Regions from separate parts of the Mus musculus genome. Here regions 2 and 3 are each linked to region 1. The links are chromatin loops, found by intact Hi-C in ENCODE. Cell type or tissue: gastrocnemius. All regions are shown on one strand. Links, peaks and the distances in the headings refer to the core of each region. The heading gives the core; the rest is flanking DNA.

What was found. A loop is a pair of places that touch in the nucleus more often than their neighbours do. Peaks named below come from ENCODE experiments on the same cell type or tissue, not always from the same donor. Only the 100,000 strongest peaks of a DNase experiment are listed, where the experiment ranks them.
Region 2: a loop joins it to region 1, with 5 times the contacts of the local background. A loop is called at or near these places in 2 of 42 quality-filtered maps.
Region 3: a loop joins it to region 1, with 3.0 times the contacts of the local background. A loop is called at or near these places in 20 of 42 quality-filtered maps.

What each region holds. Positions count from the first base shown.
Region 1 is chr12:83,627,715-83,637,571 of GRCm38, reverse strand. It overlaps Rbm25 (RNA binding motif protein 25), which reads right to left and starts at 5,329. Exons shown (of 19, transcript NM_027349.4): 1 at 5,155-5,329. In gastrocnemius, for the core only: CTCF peaks have their summits at 2,582 (motif pointing left) and 5,553 (motif pointing left); DNase peaks (open chromatin) are centred at 4,779 and 5,363; H3K4me3 peaks cover 2,974 bases; H3K27ac peaks cover 2,214 bases.
Region 2 is chr12:83,519,829-83,529,685 of GRCm38, reverse strand. Dcaf4 (DDB1 and CUL4 associated factor 4) reads right to left here and starts at 9,220. Exons shown (of 14, transcript NM_030246.2): 1 at 9,069-9,220; 2 at 3,446-3,542; 3 at 418-518. The coding sequence starts at 3,534. In gastrocnemius, for the core only: CTCF peaks have their summits at 5,209 (motif pointing right) and 9,035; DNase peaks (open chromatin) are centred at 5,161 and 9,271; H3K4me3 peaks cover 2,099 bases; H3K27ac peaks cover 7,283 bases.
Region 3 is chr12:83,683,264-83,693,120 of GRCm38, reverse strand. It overlaps Psen1 (presenilin 1), which reads right to left and starts at 4,969. Exons shown (of 12, transcript NM_001362271.1): 1 at 4,828-4,969. In gastrocnemius, for the core only: no CTCF peak of the experiment used is centred there; a DNase peak (open chromatin) is centred at 4,987; H3K4me3 peaks cover 2,415 bases; H3K27ac peaks cover 2,306 bases.

The DNA of each region.
Region 1 (9,857 bases), core at 782-8,781:
TGCCCTCAAACTCAGAAATCTGCCTGCCTCTGCCTCCCAGGGGCTAGGATTAAAGGTGTGTGCTACCATCACCTGGCTGGTTCAAAGTATTTGTAAAGTATGTAGCTTTCTGTGCCAGCATAACTGTCTATGAGGTAAGTGTTTCCAATCTCTATCTAATTTGGTGGTGTTCACACAATTCTATTTGTCAAGACTCACTCCGGGCGTGGTGGTGCACGCCTTTAATCCCAGCACTCGGGAGGCAGAGGCAGAGGCAGGCCGATTTCTGAGTTCGAGGCCAGCCTGGTCTACAAAGTGAGTTCCAGGACAGCCAGGGCTATACAGAGAAACCCTGTCTCGGGGAGAGAAAAAAAAAAGTGACTCACTGGAATTCAAAATGGATTTTATTATATATAATTAACGTGTATTTAATCTAAAAAAGAAAACAGACCTAAAATACATTTACACTCTCCAACTCTACTCTCTCCCCTTTTCTTTTATGCCCATTTTTTTTATTCTTGTGAATACCACATGTATACAAAATATAACCAATACTACTTAAATGAGCACTACTCCACTGCATACTTATCCAGACAGAAGTGAATGTCACCAGGGAAAGAGTGACACTAAGCTCTCTAGGGACACTAGATGGTACCAATTATTTTGCAAGTTCTCCCCTAGAAACCATTTGTATTAGTTATAAAAGGGTGAGATTTTAAGTTACTATATAAACCTTGTCAACTAGTCCAGTGACTCCACAATGAATATAAGTGACTATTAATTTAACACTGTCTCCCAACCTGCTTAAGCCAGCACAACAGAAGAGACTAATAACTGCACTACCTTAAGCAAGTATAGCTTTAGAAAAATCACTTCACTAACTGAATTCACAGACAACTGGATTCTCCAGGAACCATTCTAAAGGTTCTGTTGCCAAATAATGAAAATGTTAAAAAGAAACTTATTTTAAGCAGAACTTTTCAACAGGTTGGGGACATGGCTCAGGCATAGAGCTCTTGTCTTCCAGCACAGTCATGGCCTGTCACTGACACTGCACAGCAGCACTGGATGACAAGAGGCAAGGATTGGAATGCTGAAGTGTTTTGAATCTCCAAAACATAAGATCTTTTCCTGAGAAACTCTCACTTTCAATGAGAAAAAAGCAGCACCTATCCAGACACATTGGTGATCGCTACAACCTAAGGCAGAATATACATAGTGCTTCACAAATAGGCTAGAGGGGTACTTCTGGGTAAGTTACACAACTCTATATTTACTTTAAAAAATTCACTGAGCTTTCTAAAGCTACTATTTTAAAAATACTTCAATTCAGGACAACTACCAAAATCTAAGGCCTGAGGAAAATTAAGCAGTACTGTACCAATGCTAATTTCCTGACTGTGATCACTGTACTATTTTTAAATGATAAAAAAGGAATTTCCCAGAGCTTTCAGGAAATACACCACAGTATTTGTGGGTATAGTGGCAACACATCTGAAATTTAGTAGCAAAACATGTCAAAAGAAAACTACTGAAAGGAGAAAAGAACAAAAGTAAACTGGCAAAAACACTGTCTAAGGAACCTGAGTTAGAATGGTTGAGAATTCACTGTACTTTGGGTAACTTTTAAATTATGTCAAAGTAAAGATAAAACTGTAGAATAACATGGGTCTGTCAGGACTACATAATGTGTTCAAGGCCTGGGCTAGAATAAGGACTGCTGTTTCAAAGAGTTAAGAAAAGAGTAAAGAAGGGCTGGAGAGATAGCTCAGAAGTGAAGAGCACTCACTGGCTGTTCTTCCAGAGGTCCTGAGTCCAATTCCCAGCAACCCCATGGTGGCTCACAACCATCTGTAATGAGATCTGATGCCCTCTTCTGGTGTGTCTGAAGACAGCTATTGTGTACTCATATAAATAATAATTTTTTTTAAAGAAAGAAAAGATTAAAGGAAAAACAGCAATATTAATAATTCTTATTAGTATTTTCTCCAAATACTTAAAAAAAATGTTTTAAGTACAAAAGAAGCTAAGCTTGGTACATGCCTATTACCCAGCACTGGAGAGGCCAGGACCAGAGAAGCCTGAGTTTGATACCAGCATGGGCTACTTACTGAAACTCAAAAAACCAGAACAAAGGTATCCAAGAAGGCTTTAAGAAGGAATCAAAATCTCCTTGAGGAATGTGGGATAGCTGTAAAACAAGAGAGAAAAGAACTGAAGCTCTCTAACTCAAGGAAACAAAGCTTGCCTAACAAGTCCACTGCCCTGGATTTGTTCCCCAGCATCACAGTAACTCTATATTAACCCTCAAAACATTCAAAGACTAGGTATGGTAGTACACACCTTTAATCCTAGCACTTGTGAGGCAGAGGCAGTAGATCTCTATGAGTTGGGAGGACAGCTTTGTCTACATAGTGAGTTCCTGTCTCAAAAAGCTTTTTGTTAACATTAAAAAATATGGGCTGGTGAGATGGCTCAGTGGGTAAGAGTACCCGACTGCTCTTCCAAAGGTCCGGAGTTCAAGTCCCAGGAACCACATGGTGGCTCACAACCATCCATAACAAGATCTGACGCCCTCTTCTGGTGTGTCTGAAGACAGCTACAGTGTACTTACATATAATAAATAAGTAAATCTAAAAAAAAAATTAAAAAAAAAAAAAAAAACATTAAAAAATATAAAGAACAGTTTTCCAAGATGGTGATTACTTTTAACAGTGCTAATTTAATATTAACTTTTCTCAAAGCTATGAAACAACAAATTTTCCTCACATAAATAAGGAAAATAAACTGAAAACTTTTCTGTGGCTAAAAAAGTAATGTGAAGCCGGGTGTGGTGGCGCACGCCTTTAATCCCAGCACTTGGGAGGCAGAGGCAGGCAGATTTCTGAGTTCAAGGCCAGCCTGGTCTACAGAGTGAGTTCCAGGAGAGCCAGAGATACACAGAGAAACCCTGTCTCGAAAAAAAAAAAAAAAAAGTAATGTGAAAAGCCCTTGACCTGAAGTCAATAACTCAACACAACATTGTTAACACGCACAAGTGTGTGTATCTTCATTCAGACACAGCATTGCAATAAAAAGATAATCACAGAATAGATCTATTAGCCAAAATTATTAATACACAATGGCTAAATGCAAAACACTATTTTTTTCCCTAGAAGTTTTTTGGTATCCTACCAAAAGAAAGGAAGAAGATAGCGCAGCAGTTACAAAAACTTACTGCTCTTCCGGAGGACCTAGGTTTCATTCCCAGAACCCATATGGTGTTTCACTGCCATTTTAAAATTCCAGTTCTTGGAGATCCTTTCCTGGCCTCTGGCCTCACCAGGCACAAATACAGTATACAAACATATATGGAAGCAAAACACCCAATCAACCCATCCACACAAAATATATTTAAAATTCTTAGCAGAAAATACTTTTGTGACACCTTCCTCACACACAAAAAAGAGATAATCCCAGAATGACTTGATGCCAACATGTTTTTTCCTTGTAAAAGTCCTCAATATCCTTTTTCTCTCCTAGATTCCTTGGTGTACAAGGGTTACCGTCTGTATCCAAGAAGCTAATTTGTTCAGGGAAACACAGTAAGTGGGTGTAGACTCCAAAGTTCCCCACTGAGAAATTACCAATTCAAAAGTTTCATGAAACCACAAGGTCTCAATTCCCTACCAGTGGAGAAAGTAAGGAGCTTAAATATGTTAAAGTCTACTCTAAGTACACAGGAAGAAATGTAAAAAGTCTCTGAAACGTCTGACTCTTAATTCTTAAGTAACACCATTTATTAGTATAAGCCAACATCATGTTATACAAAATTTTAGTGAGCATTTTACATACATTTTTTCCAGTCCCAAAGTCCAACCTGTGAAGTGGATCGAAATGTAACTCTCATTTTACTGATGAAGAAAATCAAGACTTAAAAAAGTTTAATAAGCACATTGTCTGCTTGAATCACAACTGAGCAATTGAATGTCTTATGAGAACACTGAACTCTTTGAAATATCTTTTATAAAAAAATTAAAGTTCTCACAAAATTACATTCGTGGTGTGAATACTCCCCGTTAAACTATCAACCTTTCTTAAATCTATATACAGGCTTACAAGAATCAATATCATACAGCGACCCTCTTACTTGTGGGGAAAAAAAACAAGAGATTTTTAAACTGAAGAGAAACTGAAATTGAGGGTGCTCACAGACAACACACAAAAAAACTGTTTATACAATACTGCCTCTACCTGATTCACCTTATTTCACTAAAGCACTATGATACAAGAGAAGCCCAATCTTTTCCCTCCTTTTGGTCGGCTTTACTCTGACCTGTATCAAAATGGCATTTCCACGTCAATATAAATCCATTATTACATAACTTCAAGATAACCTTCATACTCTTATTTCGAAAACTGTATTTAAAAATCAATACTGAAAACAAAAGGAGGGCAGCATATTTTAATATGAAGAAGGCTGGTGCCGCCTAGAATGAATGGAGAGATCCTTTACAGCATCCCTCCCAATCGGAAAGGGGATCAGACGGTGAAACTCATCACTAGCTCCAACAAGCAGGAAAGGTGCTTTAAAACCAAAAAAGTGGCCACTCGATAAACTCAAGGAGGGGTGGGGCCCGTTCTTTTGGCGGCTGGCACTAGACTACCAGACAGAAAAGAAATCCGTTGGTGGCCCGCACCTCGCTCCAAGAGTGGGCGCAGGCTACTTTCAAGGCGCAGCCTGGAGGCACTTGAGTCCTCGGCCCCGGAAACCTACTGAGAGGTGGCTCTGGAGGCCCCGAGGAGACAAGGGCCTCCGGGCCGACCGATCCTAGCCCTGGCTAAGACAGGAGCCCCGTCAGGGCCCGAGGCGATTCGCTCCCAAACTGAAACGGAAGCCAATAGACAAAGTGGGCGACAAAAAATAAAATAAAATTCCCGGAGGACCGCTCCGGCCGTGGGCCCGGCCTCCCCGGGCTCCTGGTTCACTGGTTTTTCCGAGGCCTTGGAGGGGAAGAGAAGCCCGAGCCGCGTGCCCGTCCCCTCCCCCACCCCGCCCCGTCTCCCCACCCCCCCCCACCCCCCACCCCGCTGGGCCTCCACAGCGGCCCTGGCTTCTCCGCCGCCGCCTCCTCCTCCCGCAGCTGAGGTAGCAGGTCGAGCGGTTTCCTCACGCGTTCGGAAGCGTGGACTCACCCGCCGCTAAGAAAACGGTACTGTCTTCGCGGCCTCTGGGCGTCAGGTGATGGAGTGGGGCTCCACCGGTTCGAGGTGTCTGCGCGCCGCCCGACTCTAGAGACTGGTTCCGAAGCGCCTACTCGCCTAGGCCGCAAAACACAGCCGCGCTGCGCGGGGAGCTCCTGGAGGGCTTCCTCTTGCCCGGCGTGCACTGCGCCAGGAGGCGTGGAAAGGGATAACCATAGAGAAGGTGATGCCTAGATAGTCTCCGCCGTCGCCTCTGACTCATTAAGTACAGAGGGATGACCATAGAGTGGGATTGTCTAGTGGGACCTAGAGAGGCTCGAGCTGTAAATTACCACCCACCCTGCCATTTTTGATTGGAGCCGATTGAATCTTATGACTGTGCGACGCCATCTTGAGGTCAAGGTTCCGGCTGGTTACTCGCGCGGGGCTTGTTACAGGTTTTCTCACATTTTTTGGTAGTTCGTTTTCCAGGAATTAGAACCTTGGTCTCCTGATTCTTGGAGGTTCGATGACCTGATACCTGGGCGGGACCGAGAACCTCAATAGAAAGCCCAGATGTCATTTGTTCTTCGCAAAGTACTGCTCACACCAAGAAATAACTGGCAACGGCTATATTGGGTTTTTTGGACTTTTTGTGCGTACACACACTATATCTTAGGCGAGGTAACAGGGTCAAAGAGGTAACTAGATGCTTGGTATCTTCAGAAACCTGTAAGAATATTTAATGCAACTTTCCGCAGTGTGCGAATGACTAAAAATACTAAAACAGTGAAAATGAATACTCACAAATTACTGGGTTATCCAAATTATGGAATTTATAAGCAGTATCTGCTGCTTTTGTTTCCTGTTACTCAGAAGGATTTTATAATTCGTTTACAAGGAGCTTGTCTCTCTGAAGGTGGAGAGTGAGATTTATTCCTGTCCTGGGAGAGCTGGAGTCCTGGGATAACAAATAGCAAACCTTGGTTGGTTAGTGTATTAGTCAGGGTTCTCTAGAGTCACAGAACTTATGGATAATTTCTAAATAGTAAAGGAATTTATTGATGACTTACAGTCGGCAGCCCAATTCCCAACAATGGTTCAGTCGCAGCTGTGAATGGAAGTCCAAGGATCTAGCAGTTACTCAGTCTCACGCAGCAAGCAGGCGAAGGAGCAAGAGCAAGAGCTAGAGCTAGACTCCCTTCTTCCAATGTCCTTATATTGTCTCCAGCAAAAGGTGTAGCCCAGATTAAAGGTGTGTTCCACCACACCTTTAATCCCAGATGAAAGGCATAGCCCAGATTAAAGGTGTGTTCCTTAACTCGGAGATTCAATCTTCTGGAATCCATAGCCACTATGGCTCAAGATCTTCAAACCAAGATCCAGATAAGGATCTCCAAGCCTCCAGATAAGGGTCACTGGTGAGCCTTCCAATTCCGAATTGTAGTTCATTCCAAATATTGTCAAGTTGACAACCAGGAATAGCCACTACAATCCACCCCTTGTCAACTTGACACAAATAATATCTCATGTTCACATGAAACAATAACAAGGTTGTAAATACGCCTAACATGATATAACTATCCCTCGTACAATCGCAAACGCATTAGTAAATTTACAATGGGCATTCATATTACTTTATAATCCTCGTTTCTGCAACTGGTTACGTGGCCTTAATTGGTATTTATAACTACCTTCCTCTACTACCCATTCTGTATTTCCTTCACCTTCAGCCAGCACCTCAGCAGGTCTTGGCTCTTTTCCTGGAGGATTGACCCATACCTTCATTCCTGATGGGTCTGCGTCCTTTGTCATCCTGCTTGGATTAGGCTGTTGTAGTTTCCCATTGACTTTAATCACAGGACATGGTAGTACTAAGAGACGCCCTAAGGGATCTCCTGCACTCCAGACATAATCTTGCTTACCACCATTGTGAAGAGGTAATCCAATTTCCCCATGGTAATCTGGATCTATCACCCCTCCTAACACTGTTATTCCTTTTTTAGCCTGTTGGTTTAAGGGCATTAGAAGCCCAAAATGACCAGGGGGAAGTCTGAGCTTCCAGTTCAATGAAATGTTTGTTGTAGCTCCTGGTAGGAGCACTCCCCTCTCTGGAGCCAAAACTTCTAGGCCAGCAGAACCTAGAGTTATGGGGACAGGAAGCAAAAATTTTCCTAGAGGGTCACTAGGAGTGATAGTAAGTGGAACTATTCCTTTTTCCACCCCTTGATTCCTGGACCCATGAATCCTGGCTATGGGTGAAACTGTACCATATATCGAGCGCTGATTCAAAGCATATACTGCCTTCTGAAGAACTCTGCCCCAGCCTTCCAAGCTGTTACCACCTAATTGGCGCTGTAACTGCGTCTTCAAAAGGCCATTCCATCTTTCTATCAGCCCAGCTGCTTCAGGATGATGGGGAATGTGGTAAGACCAGTGAATTCCATGATCGTGAGCCCACTGTCGTACTTCTCTGGCTGTGAAATGAGTTCCTTGGTCAGAAGCAATACTGTGTGGAATACCATGACGATAGATGAGGCATTCTGTCAGTCCGTGAATGGTGGTTTTAGCAGAGGCATTACGTGCAGGAAAGGCAAATCCATAACCAGAATAAGTATCTACTCCAGTAAGAACAAAACGCTGTCCTTTCCACGAAGGAAGTGGTCCAATGTAGTCAACCTGCCACCAGGTTGCTGGCTGGTCACCTCGAGGAATGGTGCCATATCTGGGGCTCAGTGTTGGTTTCTGCTGTTGGCAGATCTGGCAATCAGCAGCAGCTGTAGCCAGGTCAGCCTTGGTGAGTGGAAGCCCATGTTGCTGAGCCCAAGCATAACCTCCATCTCGACCACCATGGCCACTTTGTTCATGTGCCCATTGAGCAATGACAGGGATGGCTGGGGAGAGAGGCTGATTGTCCACAGAACGGGTCATCTTATCCACTTGATTATTGAACTCCTCCTCAGCTGAAGTCACCTTTTGGTGAGCATTTACATGGGACACAAATATCTTCACATCCTTTGCCCATTTGGAGAGATCTATCCACATACTTCTTCCCCAGATGTCTTTCTCACCAATTTTCCAATTGTGATCTTTCCAAGTCCCTGACCATCCAGCCAATCCATTGGCTACAGCCCATGAGTCAGTGTATAATCGTACATCTGGCCATTTCTTCTTGCAAACAAACTGTAATACCATGTGTACTGCCCGAAGTTCTGCCCACTGTGAAGATTTCCCTTCACCTGTGTCTTTCAAGGTTGTCCCAGAAAGGGGTTGTAATGCTGCAGCTGTCCACTTCTGGGTGGTGCCTGCATAACGTGCAGAGCCATCAGTAAACCAGGCTCTAGTCTTCTCCTCTTCGGTCAGTTGATCATAGGGAACACCCCATGAGGCTATAGGTGCATGCTTGGCAGCAGATGGCATTGTAACAGGAGTAGAAACCATAGGCATTTGAGCAACTTCTTCATGTAACTTGCTTGTGCCTTCAGGACCTGCTCTGGCCCGATCACGTATATACCACTTCCATTTGATAATAGACTGCTGCTGTGCACGTCCCACTTTATGACTTGCAGGGTCTGATAGTACCCAGCTCATGATGGGTAGTTCAGGTCGCATAGTGACTTGGTGTCCTATTGTCAGACGTTCAGTTTCCACTAAGGCCCAATAGCAGGCCAAGAGCTGTTTTTCAAAGGGAGAATAGTTGTCTGCAGATGATGGTAGAGCTTTGCTCCAAAATCCCAAAGGCCTTTTCTGTGATTCACCTACAGGGGCCTGCCAGAGGCTCCAAACAGCATCTCTATCAGCCACAGACACCTCAAGTACCATCGGATCTGCTGGGTCATATGGTCCAAGTGGTAGAGCAGCCTGCACAGCAGCCTGGACCTGTTGAAGGGCCTTCTCCTGTTCCAGGCCCCACACAAAGCTAGCAGCTTTCCGAGTCACTTGGTAAATAGGCCTAAGTAACACACCCAAGTGAGGGATGTGTTGTCTCCAGAATCCAAATAGACCCACTAAACGTTGTGCTTCTTTCTTGGTTGTAGGAGGGGCCAGGTGCAATAACTTATCTTTCACCTTAGAAGGAATATCTCTGCATGCCCCACACCACTGGACTCCTAAGAATTTCACTGAGGTAGATGGTCCTTGAATTTTGGTTGGATTTATTTCCCATCCTCTGATACGCATATGTGTTACCAATGAGTCCAAAGTGGTTGCTACTTCCTGCTCACTTGGTCCAATCAGCATAATGTCATCAATATAGTGCACCAATGTGATATTTTGTGGAAGATCCAAACGATCAAGATCCCTTCTAACTAAATTATGACACAGGGCAGGAGAGTTAATATATCCTTGAGGCAAAACTGTGAAGGTATACTGTTGGCCTTGCCAACTGAAAGCAAATTGCTTCTGGTGGTCCTTATGGACAGGTACTGAGAAGAAGGCATTTGCCAGATCAATAGCCGCATACCAGGTGCCAGGAGATGTGTTAATTTGCTCAAGTAACGAAACTACATCTGGTACAGCAGCTGCAATTGGAGTTACTACTTGATTTAGTTTTCGATAATCAACTGTCATTCTCCATGATCCATCTGTTTTCTGCACTGGCCAGATAGGAGAGTTAAACGGAGATGTGGTGGGAACCACCACCCCTGCGTCTTTCAAGTCCTTGATAGTGGCAGTAATTTCTGCAATGCCTCCAGGAATACGATACTGTTTTTGAT
Region 2 (9,857 bases), core at 1,304-9,303, 110 kb after region 1:
ACACTTGGCTCCTTCTGTCAGTGGATTACCTTCTCTCTAGAATTCCCTCAAGTCAAGAATTGGTTCTTGAGGGCTGGAGAGATGGCTCAGTGGTTAAGAGCACTGACTGCTCTTCCGAGGGTCCTGAGTTCAAATCCCAGCAACTACATGGTGGCTCACAACCATCCATAATGAGATCTGATGCCCTCTTCTGGAGTGTTTGAAGACAGCTACAGTGTACTTACATATAATAAATAAATAAATAAATCTTAAAAAAAAAAAAGAAGACTGGGTTTTTGATTCCCCCCACCAAGTGGGGAGACAGAGCCCTGGCTGAGGAATGGTAGCCAGGCAGGGTCACTACCTGGTTTGAGGCTGGAGAAGGCTTTTGATCTTTCCCCCAGGCTGGCCAGGGGCCCTGCCCAGTTTACTGCCTACCTGGCACTGAAGACTCTCCAGTTCTGCTGGACGAGGTTGACGGGGACTCAGCATCATGGTGGCCAGAATCTTGTGAGCTCTGAGATGCCCCTGTGGCGTACCTGTTGACACACAGTTGTGGCAATAGGAGTGTGTATGTGCTCACGGGGGCCAAATGACAATACTGTGTGTCAATCTTTTTGAGGCAGGATCTCTCACTGGTCTGGAACTCACGAAGCAGACTAGGTGGGCAGGTGAACCCCAGGGCTCTGTTTGTCTTCCCAGCACTGGGGTTACAAGCACATGGCCCCACACCTGACTTTTAAACACAGGTTCCGGGGAATCAAACCAGTCTACCTATAAACCCAGCCACCTCCCCGGTGCCAGCTCTCATTCATTCTCACTGAAGGTCCAACTTAGCACATCTGTAGCCTTTATCTGACCTTCACAGAGCACTGACCGCTTCTGTGAATCACCAAAACAAGGGTCAGACTCTTTTTCTTCCCCTTCCTCCTCCTCTCCTTCCCTCCCTTCCTAAGAGGACGCCTGTCACAAGAAGCCCTTATCTTCTCAGTTCTGCACTTGAGTTCCTTGCTGTCTTTTGGAATGTCCCAGGATGACAAGAAAACCAGAGCTCTTTGCCAGTAAGTATGTTACCAGCTGGGCTCTCTGTCCATGTGCCCGCGTGCATTTACAAAGCCAGGTGAGCTTCATTGGCTACAGCAGCAGAAGGCTTAAATTTTATCTGGCCAGACAACTTTACAGATGGAGACGCCTTGGTGAGCGGAGGTAATTTCCTCAGTAATATTAGGGTGGAGCCATGGCTGACACTCTGGATTTGTAAAGCCACCAGCGGTCTCTGTGGCAATTAGACTGGGACGCAGGGTGAGAATGTCTCTCCTCTCTCCTCACACACAATAAAAGGAAGTCTGCACAGCTAGGCTGAGGGAGGCAAAGAAGAGCCCGCATCCCACCAATACCGATGCCATGCATAGATGTAGGAAAAGTCTTTTTTCTCCCTTTTTGGCCCAGAACTTTCTGAGGCCACTGGTCTGTGATCAGCAGGAAGATGGATTAAGAGTCATGACAAATGCTGGCCTTTCTCTCTAAGGGCTGCCGCTCCATTCTTTCCATGTGGAGCCCAAAAGGTGGCTGTGCCCAACAGGTTTCCAAGCCACTCTGCCAAAACTGTGCTTGACTCTTGCACAGATCACGTCTTGCTCCCATTATGGCTTGTGGAAAGGCCTGAGGCCCAGAAAATACCCGTGACTCTCCTAACAAAACATACCAGTGCTGGGCGGGGTGCTGACCTTCCTATTGTATGGGTCAAGCTGGAGATTTACAGGCAGTGAGACTTGCTGTATGCTCCAGGCTCCAAGGGCTGAGACCCTCACTAAGGGTCTTCACAGGACAGAGTAAGATGGGACAGAGCACGTCGGGAAAACAGACCTCCAAGGGTTACAGCTATTTTTTCTCCCTTCGACCCTGAAGGGATTTGTACTGTTTGTGTTAATTTAATGTGGAGAAATACCATGATATTTGAAATTTTAAAAAATATTTTAAGTGTGTATGGGTGTGGGCAAGCACGTATGGGTTGGAGGTCAACTTGAGGAGTGTCTGTTCTTTCCTTCCACGGTGGCAGCATGACTTCACACCCACTGAGTCATCTTGCCACCCCTAAATTTATCTATTTTAAGGGGAGGGCTGGGCTGGCAAGGCAGCTAAGTAGGTACAGATGTTTGGGGTCAAGCCTGATGACCTGAGGTTGATCCCCGGGACTCACACAGTAAAGAAAAGAACCCAGTCCTACAAGGTGTCCCTTCACCTTCACATGCATGCGCACGTACACACACACACACACGTGTACACACATACATGTACTCATACAGACACACATATGCACACACACACATGCGTGCACGAGTGCGTGTGTACACACACATACACTACACACGCGTACACACACGCTTGTACACACACATGTACACAGACACACACAGGACAGACATGTGGAAACCGCATATGTGTTGAAGAAAGGGAGCAACTTGTGAACCTGAGGGCTATGTGCAGACTTCCTCCTGCCCTCCTGTTAGGAGTCCTCGGTGAGGCCAGGTGGAGAATGGGGCAAGGGGTAGGGGGGTGCTCTTGTTCTGAGACAAGACTGTTTATACTTCATAATATGTTATATGTTAGATAAAAGCATATTATAGCGGGATAATAAATGTATCCTAACGGCCGGGCATGGTGGCGCATGCCTTTAATCCCAGCACTTGGGAGGCAGAGGCAGGCAGATTTCTGAGTTCGAGGCCAGCCTGGTCTACAGAGTGAGTTCCAGGACATCCAGGACTACACAGAGAAACCCTGTCTCAAAAAACCAAAAAAAAAAAAAAAAAAAAAATGTATCCTGGGGACTGTAAAATATCATCTAAGAAGGGGGGGGCACGCAGTGCTCACTGTCCTATTACTTGTGTACTTTTGTGTATGTTAAGGCTCCCTATGCCAGATGGTAGTGTCACGCTACGAATTTGAGTCCAGTCTGATCTATATAGTGAGCTCCAGGACAGTCAGAGCTATGGAGAGAGAGAGCCCCTCTACACACCAAAAAAAAACCCAAAAACCAACTTGGAGTTCACATAAAAATTTGTATTATTAGTCAGGAGTGGTGGCAGACACCTTTAATCCCAGCACTCCGGAGGCAGAGGCAGGTAGGTGGATTTCTGAGTTTCGAGGCCAGCTGGTCTACAGAGTGAGTTCCAGGACAGTCAGGACTGTACAGAGAAACCTTGTCTTGAAAAACAAAACAACAAATAAAAGACAATTCTACCAGTAGCCTATGGCTGACACTCTGGTCAGAAGCCGTCCCTGTGAAACAAAGAGTGCGACTGTGAGATCACTTCCTGGAACAGTGCTGATGGCAGGCAACACGTCAAGCTTTCGAGCCTGCTGGCCCCAGTGCCGGCTTGTTCTGAGGAGTACACGTCTAAGCATGGTATCAGACAAGGCCAGAACAGTGCTGAGCGTAGCTGCCCTTCAAAACTTGCACACATACCTCTCACTGGAATCACACTGCCCCAGGGCAGGGCTCTGGTGTCGGCTTCGCCCGCGTCTTCTCCTACTCTTCCAGATGTTCCTATCCATGTCCGTTCCTAGGAGAGAGGAACACAGAACGCCAGACATCCTGGCTGTGCGCTCTCCTTCTTGCCTGGCAGCTCCACCATGCTCAATGGTCACTGCTAAGGCTGCCACCCACGCCTTTATCTGCTCCTAGCACTTTCCCAACGTCCCCTCCCACCACTGACAGTGTAATCCTCTGTCCTAGAGAAGAGACGTGACCAGGCAGGAATAACTTGTTCTGCATCTTTTCCACAAATACTCATGTGGTTTTTTTTTCTGGTTTTTCGAGACAGGGTTTCTCTGTATAGCCCTGGCTGTCCTGGAACTTACTTTGTAGACCAGCTGGCCTTGAACTCAGAAATCCGCCAGCCTCTGCCTCCCAAGTGCTGGGATTAAAGGTGTGCGCTACCACACCCGGCACAAATTCTTGCTCTTGTCTCAGAGAAATAAACACCTGTCCCCATGTCTTTCCAAGACACCCCCCTCCCCCCCAGATGTCCACCTCATCCTTGGGGACATCACAGATGTCTAGTTTATGTTTAAAGGCTTCCTCTCATCTCTGCTCTCTGAAAGCCCGCCAGGGGAGTCACAGGGGCTCCCCCTGGAATCCCAAGGCGCAGGAACATTCCAGCAGAGCGATCTACATACCCACTCCATGTCTTCACATCCCCTGACCCCAGCATTCTAAAACGCTCTCACTGAGGTAGCAACTAATGGTCCCCAGTTTTGGAAGGGTCAGGAAGTGAGGTCACTATTGCAAGACCAGCCTAGGCTGCCTAGACTTTCAAAAGAACCCAACAAGGAGTAGAGATATGGCAGTTTAAAGAGAGAGCACACACTGCTCTAGCAGATGACCTGAGTTCAGTTCCCAGCCCCCCACATCAGGTGGCTCATACCTACTTGTTAACTCAAACTCCAGGGGATCCAACAGTTTCTTCTGGCTCTGTAAGGCACCGACTGCACTCATATGTGCAGACCCTACCCTCACATTCACACGATTTTTAAAAAGTTGCTGAGTGAAAGGTAAGGGTGCTTCTTGCCAAACCTGAGTTTGAACCCAGGACCCCATTGTCCTATGACTTCCACATGCACACTGAGGCCCTCTCCCAGTACTGACCGACCGCACAGCGAGCAGACACAAGTGCAGGAAAAGCACCCGTACACAGAGTAAAAATAAATGAAAGCGAAGATGGCCCGGTGGTACTCTTGTAATCCCCAGCACATGAGATTACAGGCAGGAGAAACGCAAGGTCAAGGTTATTCTTTGGGTCACACAGGGAGATTGAGAGCAACCTGAGCTACCCAAGACCCTCAAAAACAAAAAGCACCCCCCCCCACCCCTTAAAAACAAAACCAAACAAAACCCAGTCCATGTCTAAGTATGGTTTTCTAAAATACAAGCTTGCTTTCAGGATGCATACTATGGTTTATATCTGCATTTGTTTGTTTGGTTTAACCTTGGCTTATCCACTCCCATCTCACTGGAGGTAAGTTCCTATTTTGTTTCGCTACAGGGCTGGAGTCTGACCTCAGGGCCTTGCTCATGCTATGCTAAGGCAAGAGATCCACGGTTGTTTCTTCTATTCTTAGCACCCACTGACCCAGTTGGCTAGGTGCAGATTACTGCTGAGCTAAACAAAACAACTCTGTAGCTGTCTTCAGACACACCAGAGGGTGGCATCGGATGCCATTACAGATGGTTATGAGCCACCATGTGGTGGCTGGGAACTGACTGCATAGGCATTACAATGCTGGGAGTATAGTATTTTATAATCCCTATTTCCGTTCAACAGAGTTTCCTTAGTTGAGTCTACCTTCAGTAGCATTTCGTTGATATACCAAGCTATTAGGATACTGTGCAATTTAGGAATCTAGATTCTAAGCCATGTTGAGATAAAAGCGAAAACGGGGAGAAGTCTGTTTAACACTGTTATTTTTCCCTATACATCCAGTCTTTGTCATCTGTTGATCCCTGGCTGTCAGGTGGGTGCCTGCCCTGTTCCAGACACACACACACTCAAAGCCAGGCAGGCCCAGGATGTAATCAGAATACTTAGCAGTAGGAGGCTGAAGGATCAGGCTGAAGGTCACCATTAGCTACAAAGTGAGGTCAAGGCCAGCCTGGCCCTGAACTTCCCTTGGAACTTCAGAGTGGCTGGGGTACAGGATCACTATCAGGAGGGGAGCCAGTGCTCGTTATAATCTGGGAACTGCTCCTGTCACAAGGAGGTCACCTCATTTCACTTTTACGGTGCTTTCAAAGGTTCAGCTCCTTTGGCTCCCATCTCGCCACCTTTTCTCGTGGGTGGTCCAGAAGTCCAGCACCCAGTCTGTTAGCAGTTTCCCAAGCCCCTCTTTACATCTGGGGCAAAGGCCTACCGGTTTCTTTTACTCTGTGGGAGGCTGGAGGTTTTCCCTGGTGTCAGGCAGTTTCCCCAGATACCAAGAGCGTTTAGAGCCGGGCGTGGTGGCGCACGCCTTTAATCCCAGCACTGTCACGAGGCAGAGGCAGGTGGATTTCTGAGTTTGAGGTTAGCATGGTCTACAAAGTGAGTTCCAGGACAGCCAGGGCTATACAGAGAAACCCTGTCTCGAAAAACCGGGGGGGGGGGGGGAGCATTTAGAGGACCCAAAAGCCCATCCAGCCTCCCCCTCCCCCATAACCTTTCCAGGCTTGGCCTCAATATTCCCCATGATGCAGGTCTGGCAAAGGCTTTGGTTTACTGGGGCTCTCTGTGTGGCAGTAAACATTGGCTAAGCAGCAGATCCCATCCACGGCCCTGGAGTGGGTGCATTATAAGAGCAACAGCATGTTTGGGTTGGTGCATCAGTGCTGCTGGGCTCGTTGCTACCCAAGGATAGACTCCAAGCACTGGAGGACATCTTGGTTGGAGGCCTGGGACTGTTTTACCACTTCACCCCAGTGCAGGGCTAGATTGGGGCCTGGGGTGTGGGGTTAATTATAAAAGCACTCGGAATTACATAGTAACGTAATTACACAGTAACGTAACTCGGGATTACATAGTGACCTTGCAAATGTACTATAAAGCAGCATGCTATGATATTCAGTGGGGCTGTGGAGACAAAGCCCTTGACATTTATACAGGCTGGAATCTTCAGAAGACGGTTCCACTCTATGGGACGTTGGAGGCTGACAATTCCTCATAAGCTCTGAGGCCAGCCAGCCTAATGAACTAAGAGAGAACACCAAAGACCCTGTCTCAAACAAGGTAGGTGACAAATGACACCTCAGGTCAGGTCGTCCTCTAACTTCCACACAACAAACAAATAACAAATAGATAAATAGATAGATAAGAGATAATGCAATCATAGGAAAATTCAGTAAGACCCTGACTCCTAAGACATAATAAGATGCAAAATGCTAACACCACTAGCTGGTAAAACTCAGGATAAAATGGCCCCTTCAATAAGGTTTCCACCCTCAATGGTATGGACCATGAGTGAACACAGGAGGAAAATGAGAAAATGCAGATAGCTCACCAAGAGTTCTGTCAGGTGTAAAATATAAAATAAGAGGCTGGACAGAGGGCTCAGCAGCTAAAAGCAATTGCTGCTCTTGTAGAAGACCTGAACTTAGATCCCAGCACCCACTATCAAGGTGGCTCGCAACCTCCTGTCACTCAGTTCTAAGTGACCCAACACTCCTCCGGCCTTTGAGAGCAATCAAACACAAGTAGCATACACACACGCGCACGCACACACACACACACGCACACACACACACACACGCACGCACGCAAACCTATCCTTATAAATTCCCTCCCTAAAATCCACAGGAGAGCCGGGCAGTGGTGGCGCATGCCTTTAATTTCAGCACTCGGGAGGCAGGAGACAGGCGAATTTCTGAGTTCGAGGCCAGCCTGGTCTACAAAGTGAGTTCCAGAACAGCCAGGGCTATACAGAAAAACCCTGTCTCAAAAAAACAAAAACAAAAAAACAAAAATCAGGGGCTGGTGAGATGGCTCAGCAGGTAAGAGCATCCGACTGCTCTTCCAAAGGTCCTGAGTTCAAATCCCAGCAACCACATGGTGGCTCACAACCATCCGTAATGAGATCTGACTCCCTCTTCTGGTGTGTCTGAAGACAGCTACAGTGTACTTACATATAATAAATAAATAAATCTTTTTAAAAAAAACTGAAAAAATAAAAATCCACAGGAGACCCAACTCCACAAAGTTGCCCCCTAACCTTCACTTACACACATACATTATACATACACACAAATACACAACCATAATAAGCTAACCCTACTACACAGCATGGAAACCGAGGCTTATAGAACTAACAATACCTGACTAACAAAGTCGCATTAGAGATACAGGAGCATCCTGCACTTGTAGGCTCCATCAGCCAAAAGACACCACCTCGATTACTTTCCACTGTTATCGACAACTGGATTTCCAGGTCGTGGGATTTTTGTCTTCTCCGAGTAGCTGACTTGGAGTTGTTAGTTGTTTTGTTTTATGTTTTTCTTCTTACTGCCTTGCTCCACACACAAGGCTGTGTCTGGTCATCCAAGGTGGAGGGAGTTGTGGCGCTCCCCAAAGTCACTAGAACTGGTGTGGAAAGGCTTCGTTTCTCACTAACACCCATCTTACTGTGGCAGGGAATGGAGGCTGGTCCACATCTGGGCTTCCTAACTTTTCCAAATACCAGCCTGCACACAACCTCAGGCAAGCCACCACGTAACCTCTCTTTCTGTGTCTTATAAAGATACCGCTAGGGTTGGAGAGATAGCTCAGCAGTTAAGAGCACTTGCTGTTCTTCAGAGTTCAGGAGCTCACAACGTCTCAAATTACAGTTTCAGGAGTTTGACACATTTGGGTCTCTTGGATCTTCCACAGACACATGTAAGCACACACACCCACATACACAATTAAAAATAAAAGCTCTTTTAAAAGGTGTGTGTGTGTAGATGTCTTAGTGGTTAAGAAAGCTGAGGACCCAGGTTCAAATCCTAGCACCCCGCAGGGCGGCTCACGATCATCCAGCTGGAGGAGATCTCACTGATCTCTTCTGGCCTCCCTGAACACCAGGCTTGTTCGAAGTACACTCATGTATGCACGCCAAATATCCACATACATAAAAGAAGCCTTTAAAAAAAAAAAAAGCAAAATCCCAGCACTTGGGAGGCAGAAGGCGGATTTCTGAGTTCAAGGCCAGCAGCCTGGTCTACAGAGTGAGTTCCAGGACAGCCACGGCTACACAGAGAAACCCTGCCTCGAAAAACCAAAAAACAAAAAAACCAAAAACATAAACTTCCAAAATTTATACCATAAAGTACTATTGGCCTCCTGGCCTCGTGTTTCTTCACAGCCCAAATTTCAACAGAGGCAGAGGTCTACTGCAGGCTGGACTCTGCAAGGGGATCCTGGGGACGCCGCAGGACTCGCCAGGTCCTGGCCCACGCCCACTCCGGCCTTGTATGGCACGCTCACTCCTCCTGCCTTCAGCCTTGCCTTCTCTGTCCTCTGCGTGGGTACAGCGGCACCCTCCGTCGGCGCCCAGATGCACGCCACGCATGGGAACAGCCTTACCTGCACAGATGGTCCTCTCAGCTACGACACTTCTGGGCTGGAGCACCCAGGGGCGTGCAAAGATCCGGAAAGACCCTCATGTTGTGTTGTCGCACCCCATAGGACTAAAGCGGCCGGTTCTTTCTTCTCATTGAATTAGGCTTCTGCCTGTCCATGTCAGTAGGGGCGGTCTTTACGGAGGGCGGGACTTAGGATTTCCGCCTTGTCCTGGTCGAGCGTGCCCGGGCTTGGCACGCTTAGGGGCGGGGTCTGATGCGCTTTGGGGCGGGGCTAGAGATTGCTACCGCCTCCTCAGAGTCCCTGGTACTCTCTTGACAGTGAGTCTTCCTTCTTACTGCGGATCATATCCCGAGAAATTTCTCTCGGCTTGGAGCTGGTACACAGGCCCGAGTTAACACTGATATGTGAGAGAGGGAAGATGATTGTTTTGTGGAAAGAGCAAAGGAGACTCTGAGGAGGAAAGCGAAAAAGACTTTGGGACGCAGTTGCCGGTGCCGGGAGGCTCCTTGAATCTAGGTCAGGTTGTTTCCTCCTTGCTATGTGACCTAAGGTGTGCTTATCACTTCTCTGGGCCTTAATTTCTTCCACTGTAACAAGAAAGTTGAACAAATATTGTCAATGATCTCCAGCCCAAAGTTTGTACAGGTAATATTTCTAGAATGGTACACGTGTGCCTTGGTCAGAAAACCACCCCAGAGTACCACTGCAAAGAAGACGGAGTTTGTAACAGGTCAGAAGTGATAGTAGTGAGAGCAGAATGGGTTCAAATAGGTCAGGCTAAGTGGGGAC
Region 3 (9,857 bases), core at 717-8,716, 56 kb before region 1:
GAGCTGAGGGGCCTACAAGAAAAGGCAGAGGGGCAGAATAGTGGGCTCTGTTCTGAGCTGCAGACTTAAAGACGTCATGATGGAAGTTTGGGAGGTGGGTGACATATTCATGGTAACATGGCACTTCATCCCACCAAGTGGCGTTCTGACTCTCAGAGGACAAGAGTTCTCAAGACCCAGCTTTTCTTGTTTTACTCCCTCATCTCTCCGCCCTTTGAGTCTGCCGAAAGCCCCATGATCTCAAGGTTGCCTGTCAAACAAACTAAAGCTTTATCATGAAAGCTGGGGCCAGGTATCACAGCTGACAGGCAGACTGCACAAACAGGCTGTTCCTCTCTTCCAGGACCCTCCACACCCTCCCGCGCCCCACGCAGTTTTTCCTACTTATCTCCCTGATAGGGAACTCAAACTCTGATTAGAGTTTGAATTTTGATTTACTTATTTTGGTTGGTGGGAAGCAAAGATGCTTGGAAAGTGTCCTGCCACTAAGTGCCATCTCTCTCCTTGGCTGTCTGTCTGTTTGGGACAGGGTCTCAGAATGTAACCCTGGCTGGGCAGCAATTTGCTATGAAGATCACGCTGGCTTCAAACTCAGAGGTCCTCCTACTTCTTCCTCCTGTGCACTGTTGTTAAAGGTGCGCCCTGGTGTTTCTGCATTTATGGAGACAGGTCTTGCTCACGATGCTTGTGCTTGAGGTCCTCCTGCTTCCAACTCCTGAGTGCCAGGATTACAAGTGCGTACCATCAAACCCTGTTCTACCTGGGCTTCTAAAAACCACAGTGAATGTAAGCAAACCCTCAACTGTATTCCAGAACTTGACTTAGGAATACCCAAGACAGACCCATGATCCATAAGGCAGAGAGAGCGAGCGAAGCATTCCCCCAGCCCTACAAGACATGTTCTGAAAGTAACAGAACTAAAAGGAGCAAGGGCAGTGATGCAGCCGGTTGAGGGTGGCTTTTTCCCTCTTTCCATCCCACTCCACCTCTGCGAACCATCTGTGGTAGAGACAATTATTATTCAGTAAATATCCTCTCCTTCCACCAGTCTCCCCAAGGGAAGAACGGTTACCCTTCATATCTTCTAATTCAGGATCCTTGGAGTCGATCAACTGTAGACTGAAAACATTTGGCACGTAGATTTCATTGTTCTTCATAATCAACACAATGTAAGGATTATTTACGCAGCATTTACATTAGTGGGTATTATAGTTGAGAGATGATTTAAAGTACACCGGAGGATTTATAAATAATATATTTATTTTTGGTTCATATTTTTTCTTCAGTGTTAGGAATCAAGCAAGGTCTCTGAACATGACTACACTCTTACCCGCAAATACTACTGTTAAATGTAAGGACTGGGACATCCTCAGATTTTGGAAACTAGTAGTCCTAGAACCAATTCCCTGAGATTGCTCTTTGGTCTCTTTCTGGGTAACAGCCATCACCTATTCTAAGTCTTTATGTGAGCTCCTATACTGTGCCTTTATCAATGCAATCTTAGCTGATGGACACTGGCAGATATATGTGAGCCATGCTTGTGCAGCTGTCCTTGCCTTGAGAAGTCAGCAGAGTGGTTTGATAGTCTTTGTCCCCTCAACCTGGGCCCCAGGAGAAGATGCTCAAATCAAAATGGTCCCAGCTGAGCCACACATTCCACCCTGAAGCAGAGCCCTGAGTTAACTTAAGTGCTCTAAGCTGTGAGGTTTGGAGCTCTGCTATGGAGACTTATTGCTGCAACTTATTTCAAAGCAATGGTAAAACTGGCGGGCTCACAAGACACAATGAACATGAGCTAAAATCAGCTCATAATTTATTTCAAACCTTCAGGATTAACTGTATTTAGAATATGGATTTTCTTTTGGATTCTGTAAAGGCAGTATATGCTCAATAGTACATCCGAGAGCCTTAGAATCACAAGAGTAATTAATATCCATTTAGGTCTATGGTGAAACACACCAACAGTCTCAAAGTATATCAAGACAGTAGGATCTAGGGAGTTAGCTCAGTGGGTAAAAGCACTTGCTGTCAAAAGGAGCAGAGCTCAAATTCCCAGCATCACATCCAAGCCAGGCATAGTTCCTGCGCCTACAGTCCTAACACTGGGAGGTGGAGACAAGAGGCTCCCAGGAGACTGACAGACAGCCCACCTAGCTGAAACAGCTTCGGCTCAATAAAGAGACTGTGCCTTATAAAATAAAATTGGTGCTCATGGTGCAGCCCGCGTCTGACAAGCAGAATTTAATCCCCAGCGCCCACATATCGTAGACAAGAAGGATTCCATAAAGTGATCATGTGTGTTATAACATCTGTGTGCCATGGCGCACGTGCTCCCACACACACAATTAAGTTTTTAAAAATTAAGCTGGGTGTGGTGGCAGATCTCTGTGAACTTCAGGCCAGCCTGGTCTACATAGTGAGTTCCAGGAAAGCCAGGGCTACACAGAGAGTCCCTGTCTCACAAAACCAAGCAAAACAACAACAAAAATTAAATAAAAAGGCCCAGGGGGCGGGGGTGGGGGTGGGGGTGGGGGGAGACTTCTCGAGATGGCTCAGACAGTAAAGGTACTTGTCCCACATACCCGGAGACCTATGCTCAGTACCCAGTACTAATATAAAGGTGGGAAGAGAGAGCTAACTTCAGACTTCCGAATATTACTATGGAAGCCCCCCCAACCCTGCACACAAAAATAACATTTTTGTTTTTTAAGTAAGGCAATAAACAGTGGAGAAACGCTCCCCCTGTCCTCCTCTGGCCTCTGAATTTGTGAGCATATAGGCAAAGACTTCAGCTTTGCATATAAAGTAGAGGTGCACACACATACATATCACACCCACAGAATAAGACTCAACATGGTCTCTATCTGTACTGTCAAACAGACTACAGGCCATCCTAGGTTAGATCAGGTGGATGAATTCGCTCTACTCTCGAGTCATTCACCATCTCTGTTATCCAGGCTGGCCGTGATTTTCCAGCTCAGCCTTCCAAGTAGCTGGGACTCCTAAAGCACCGCCTATACCTGGAAATTATAAAGACTCAACCCAAAGTTATTTTAATAATTCTGTAATGAAGTTATTTTTATTGTGAGTCAATGTCTCTACCTTCTGTGGAAATGGATGGAATACAAGTATTTTTAAATTAAAAACGAATATTTACATCTAATTAACTTGCATAAATTCTTTCTGCTTTCACTCAAACAAGGAACTGGAAAAGACATCTGAAAACCAAATAGGGATTCTTGGAGCAGCAAATAGGAATCAGGTTTCTTTTAGACAAGGAAACACTGTGCCAGGTGCTGGGGATACTGTAGTCAGGGGTTGCTTCTGGTCACTGAAGAGCCTCCTAACTATCTAGAGAGGACAAGTTAATTTGACACGGATTTCCTGTTAAAAATGAAACTGTTAGCTACACTGGATTAACAAATCATTAAGACTAATTTCAACTGCTTCTTGTTACCTTTAAAAATGTGTCTGTGGGGCTGGAGAGATGGCTCAGCTGTTAAGAGCACTGACTGCTCTTCTGAAGGTCCTGAATTCAAATTCCAGCAACCACATTGTGGCTCACAAACATCCGTAATGAAATCTGATGCCCTATTCTGGGGTGTCTGAAGACAGCTACAATGTACTCACATATAATAAATAAATAAACCTCTAAAAAATTTTTTAAAAAAGTGTCTGTGGGAACATTTAAAACTAGTATTTGTGGTTCACGCTCATCTTTCAAGGGTACAATGGTACAGAGATCCTTCTAAAACAACACCAGGCCTTTCATTCCTATCGCTGACAATGCTCCCTGAAGCTTCCGTGTTTCTCAGCTTCTGTGACACTGCACTATTGTGGTTTCTGCATTCGTCCTCCTCAGCAGCCTCGTTGTCCTCCTTCTACCTGGCTCTTTGTTGTGTTCCCTAAGTGTCCACCCAGTTCTCTGCTCCAACATCAAACAGCAAATCTACTTAAGTGACCCATGTTTACAGTTTACAGCTCTGACCTCAGGCCATCTTCACCCGCTGTCACTTCAAAAGTACTATTTCCAAACCACTGCCTAACTTCCTTATTTCTCTCTCATTCTCCAAACTTGAACCCAGTCAATCTTATGCGTTAGTTGAACAGATCGCCTGTCCTGCTCACGTTTCTTCTACGTTTCTGTTACTGGAACTCTCATTTCTCCTAGTTATGTAAAAAGTTACCTCAATTGTCTCATGCACTCCGTCCTCCACTACCAGGCGGATGTGCCTGAGCCTCTGTTCGCGGCAGTGCCACATTTGAAAACGTGAAAGGGAAGAACTAGCAAACACTAAAGGCGCCTACAAGCGTCAGACACATGCATCGTGACAGTTCTGAAGAAAGAACAAGCGCCATACGACTCTTCGCCTGCCAACAGACACACTGAGAAGTTAGCCCCGAGTGCCACTCACTCACTTCTGGACTATGACACACTCGGGGCACCAGACGCAGAGTTTCACCAGTTGCTCAAGGCGACCCAGCCTAGGGCGCTTCCTCTATCTCTAGCTCCACTCTGATCGAGAGGCCACCCCTGATGCCAGCCATCTGCTCCCGGCCGCCCGGGGAAGCCAGCACTTCCGGGGTACCAAAGCTCGGAGAAGGCTGCTCTCAGTCTGGCCCCGGCTGGGTTCCGAGAAACCGGCTTCACCCCGTTTCCCACGCGGGGTTCCTCGATCTCCGCCCGCCTGGACCCCGCCCCTCATCCCTAGAGACGCCCGCAGCGCGGCCCTCGGAGACACAGGCCCGCCCGGACCCCCGGCAGGCAGGCGACGGTGAACACGACCGGCAGAGACACCCTCCGCCCCGCACACCCTGGGCACGCACCTTCTCTCTCCGCGCCCGGGCGGCCGGCTCGCAGCCTAGGTTTCCGCCTCAGCTGCCGCTGTTTTGTTTCCGACGAATACTCGCGGCCCACGGAGCAGGTCGTCCTAGGCCCCGCCCTAGAGGTCTCACCGGTGTCGCAACTTCCGGCCTCGGCGACGTTGGCCCCTAGACCCGGGAGGGGACGGAGCTTCCGGTGGCGCGCGCAGGCCACGAGGGCTGGGGGCTGGAGCTGGCCTAATCCACTCGCATAGATGTAAGGATGTGCGCGACCTGAGGCCTCTCTAGGGTTTGAGGCGCGTCTAGCGTTCTTCCAGTCTACAAGTGACATTTTCCCTTGTTTTTGGTTGAGACTGCGATTCGAGCGTTCCCTGCCGGTATCAAACATACCTTGTAGGAAAGGATGGGCTTGAACCTATTTATTTGGTTTCCATGTGTGGGGACACCGTGCCTTGTTTTGTAGTGACATTTTAAATCCAACACTTCCCATTTCTCCACAGTATTTATTTGAACAGTTCCTCAAAACGGATAAAATTTACTGTTTGTACTCTCAATAAACCAAAGCGATTGGTGGGTAAACAGAACCTGAGAAATATCCTATTAGTCTAGGTTCCGAGTCTGAAAGTCTTCCCAGATGGCAAGCTTCTAGAAAGCAAAGAATGTTTCCTATCTTGATTTTTACATCCCTCAGATTTTCCTTAATCGGAGAGACAATTATCAACAGCACACCACACATTTCACTTGGGCAAAAAACAACAGAGAAATTATTCATAATCCCAAATAACCAGAAAACGGCTAATGTGCTTAAGGAGCACACACGAGGAACTAGATTCTACTCCCAACAGAGACAAATACATCGGGATGGTGTTGTATCTGAAATCATAACACTCAGGAGGAGATGGGGCAGGACAGTGAGTTGAAATCGGACTGGGATTCCTAGCAAATTACAGGTCAAACTAAGATACACTGGGTCAAACTTCCTTTTTTCTACTTCCCAGAAGGCCTCGTTCTAAATAGTAGAGCATCCATCTCCATTTTCTCCCAACATTCTCAACCCTGCTTCAATAAACTCAGACTTCACTATTTTCATGCTTAAGATCTTGATACTTTAGTCTTTTCCGCCAGCGGAATGGCAACTGGGAGGAGACATAGCATAACCTTGGGTAGTTTTCCCTCAATCATTTACTTATACCCTCAATCATTTACTTATATGGGAAGAAGGCAGAAAATTGTAGACAGTACAGAACAAGCTCAATACACTTGCTAAACAAGCATAGACTAAAAGCCATTTGCAAACTACATTAATTGCGATCTTTTGGTAGAATGGCAAATGCTGTAAACTATACAGAGAAGCAATTTCGACAAACATTTTTGTGCAAAGATGTTCGTGGAGTACTGGTATATATATAAAAAAATCTCACTGTCCTACAACAAATCTTAGTTCACCTAGGTTATAAAACTCATGAATGGGGCTGGTGAGATGGCTCAGTGGTTAAGACCACTGACTACTCTTCCAAAAGTCCTGAGTTCAAATCCCAGCAACCACATGACGGCTCACAACCATGAGATCTGACGCCCTCTTCTGGTGCGTCTGAAGACAACTACAGTGTACTTACATATAATAAATAAATAAATCTTAAAAAAAATACTCATGAATGAAAGCTATGAGCAAGAGAACTGTCTAATGGACAAAAATGGCAGTTGTATTTACACTCAGTGTTCCAATAGATTCTTGTAAAAGTAAACCCTCAAAGGGGAGGGGGGACAGGAACTGAGTAGACTACAGATACTTCTGTTTTCTATATTCCTTTTTAGGGATATAAACACAAATATTACATAAATGACATGGGAAGACTGACACCAGGGAAGGGCAAAGGTGATTAAACATTAACCACCAATGAATATCAAATAGACAGACAATGTTTATAGAGTGCCAAGAGAAGCTAATGTATCCCACTCGGGCACCCACGGAAATATCAAGGCACACAACACTTCTAACTATGTGAATAAGATCTGAGACATTTGAAAGGCACATACTAAATAATTTTCTATTTTTTCAATGTAATATAGCATTGAGGGTCTAGAAACACTAAAACCTAAGAATGACCAAACAGTGCCAAAGAATAGTGAGAATTTCTGCAGTGTAGCATTTATTTTCCCCATTATTCAAAACCTGGCAATAGGAAGATGAGAAAACCCAGTAGCAACTAATGAGTGAAGCAGGAAATGACTTGGCCTGATTGACTAGGTCACTTAGGAGAGGAGCCTGCAAGGCAAGACTAGGAATGCAGTCACTAGAAGCCAGGACCTAGTCAATCAGGCCAGGTTTTCCTAACAATGACTCCAAGGTAAGTAATATTTGCATATGACCAGAATTCACTTTTGCTCACAGAAACTTAATGATTTCCTACAGAAATATCTTTCAATGAAAAATTTGCCTTTATTTAGAATATCGCCTAGAAATCAAAATATGTTTCCTCAGTTTCTATAATTGGGTACAACTACCAACAATGTAAAGCTGCCAGGAAAAAATAAAAAACTGTTGAACTATTCATTTTTCCTTTTGTTATCAAAAAGGAACTGAGTGGGCTAGAGAGATTGCCTAGCAGTTTAGAGGTCTGACTGCTCTTTCAGAGGTCATGAGTTTAATCCCCAGCAAGCACATGGTGGCTCAAAACCATCTGTAATGGGGTCTGATGCCCTAGTCTGGTGTGTATTCATATACATAATAATAATAAAAAAGGGAATCTGAGTATTGTCTGACTTGTTTCTTAGTATTTTGGAAGTGGAGGCAAAATACTGAGTTCTACAACTGAGCTCCAAGGGCAGACAGGTGCCTAAATAAAGCCAAGGAGAGACAGAAGGAAGCAGGGAGGAAAAAAGGACAGGAAAGGACTTCAATGGAATGAATCTCTGGGAGAAGTAGACTTAAAATGGTAAGGTTCTAGCAGTGGTGGTGCATGCCTCTAGTCCCAGCACCCACAATGGCAGAGACAGGAGGATCTCTATGAGTTCAAGGTCACACTGCTATAGCAAGATGTTCCAAGACTGCCAGAGCAAAACATCCCCTTACAAAGAAAGAGGGAAAAAAGGAGGGTTCGGCTACTACACAATTCAACTCTTATAAAGGCTATCAGTGCAACTAATAATAAGTGATGTGGCATACAATTTAAAAACACTGCTTGAGAAAAATGTCTTCATTCATGTTTTTAATCATTTATTTTGCAGGTATTTCTAACTGTTTTTAACTTGGTCACTTTTAAGACTCACATAGGGAAGGGCAAGGAAATTACACCTAGTCTCTCAAAAATAAAAGCAAATAAAAAAAGGTAAGTTAAATTTTTGAATTAATGAAGGCATGCTCTCAAATGCAAACAGATAAAGCTGAACTAAAACCAGAAAAACCTGCAACCATTCTGACATAAAAATCTTTATTCTGTAGTCACAGACCTGCATACCAAGTTGGATACACAAACCGCATAAACAGTGGATGCCTACTTATATGTATGTGCGATTTTATTTTCTTCAAGGTAGTTGAAAAAAATACAGATATCTATTTTGGCTCAAGCTGTGTTAATCAACCAGTACTGGTATTAATACCAGATTATTTAAAATTTTACTGTGAAAAAATATTACTTGATATTACGTAATTTATAGTACAGAGAACTACACAAAACAAACACTATGATAGTTCAAATAAACTTTTAAAGACCCCCCTCAGGAGATGGCTGGGATAAAGCTTAGAATATCTGCAGTATTCTAGGGCACTGTTTTTGGAGGTTACTTTGATCCTCACTAGAAGAAATTGTGCATAGCTAACTCTTTCCGCAAGCATCACAACACTTGTACATGTGTAACCCAACCCTTTGGATTGCAATGGAAGGAAGCAGTGATATAGTAAGTTTCTAGGACAGCCTAAACTAGATTGAAAAGCTGTCTCAAAAAACATAACAAAAATGCTATTCTCTTTAAAACCTGATAGTTATAAAATTTCAGTTATTGCCTACCCTACTTAATCACTTAGGCATTTTAAGAAGACAGAGCAGCTGACCAAGGTGCCCATTAAAATTTGAGAAAAAACTATCAAACATTTTAACTATTCTTTTTGCTAACATACTTAAAATTTATTCTGGAGTCAACTGAGGAAAAAGCATTTTAATTGTAAAACCTTCATGTGTTTTTATCACTTGAATGAGCAGATCAACCCAATATAAAACCTAACAGGAAAGAATGCACAGATCTATTAAAACTGAGAATTATATACAAGATTTCAGTGACAAAATCTACTTGAAAGTATACAGAACTATTAATTTTTCCATCTTTTCTGCAACACAAATGACGATGCCAGCTCTGCTGAGATGGTGAGTGTATGACTTGAGAGGGGGGTGCTTTACAGGATCAGGTATACTCGTAAAAGATAACATCATTTCTAGTTTTTGCAGGTATGAGACTAGTAAGAGAAAGTAAATCCGACTGAATAAAACTGTATGTTAGTATTAGCTAACGGAAAAAAACTTGCATGGGTCAGTGGCTGGTGGCACATGATACGAATCCCAGCACTTGGAAGTGGAGGCAGGTAGCTCTCGATAAATCCGAGGCCAGCCTGGTCTACAGACGGAGTTCCAGGACAACCAGGGCTCTGTTACACACAGAAACCTTATCAAAAAACCAAATCAAAGCGAACCAAAAACAAACAAATGAACAACAAAACCCTTGCACAGGGTCAAAGCAAAAGTTTGATGTGTGCCAGGCATGGTGGCGCACACCTTTGATCCCAGCACTTGGGAGGCAGATGCAGGCTGATTTCTGAGTTCAAGGCCAGCCTGGTCTACAGAGTGAGTTCCAGGACAGCCAGGGCTAAACAGAGAAACCCTGTCTCGAAAAACCAAAAAAAAAAAAAAAAAAAAAAAAGTTCGATGTGTCTGAAAGACAGAAAAACAAACTGTTTAAACAAGGTTGTGGTGTGGTGGTTGAATGAATCTGGAAAAATAATTAATAAATTTATAATTAAGGATCATTTTTCTGGAATGATT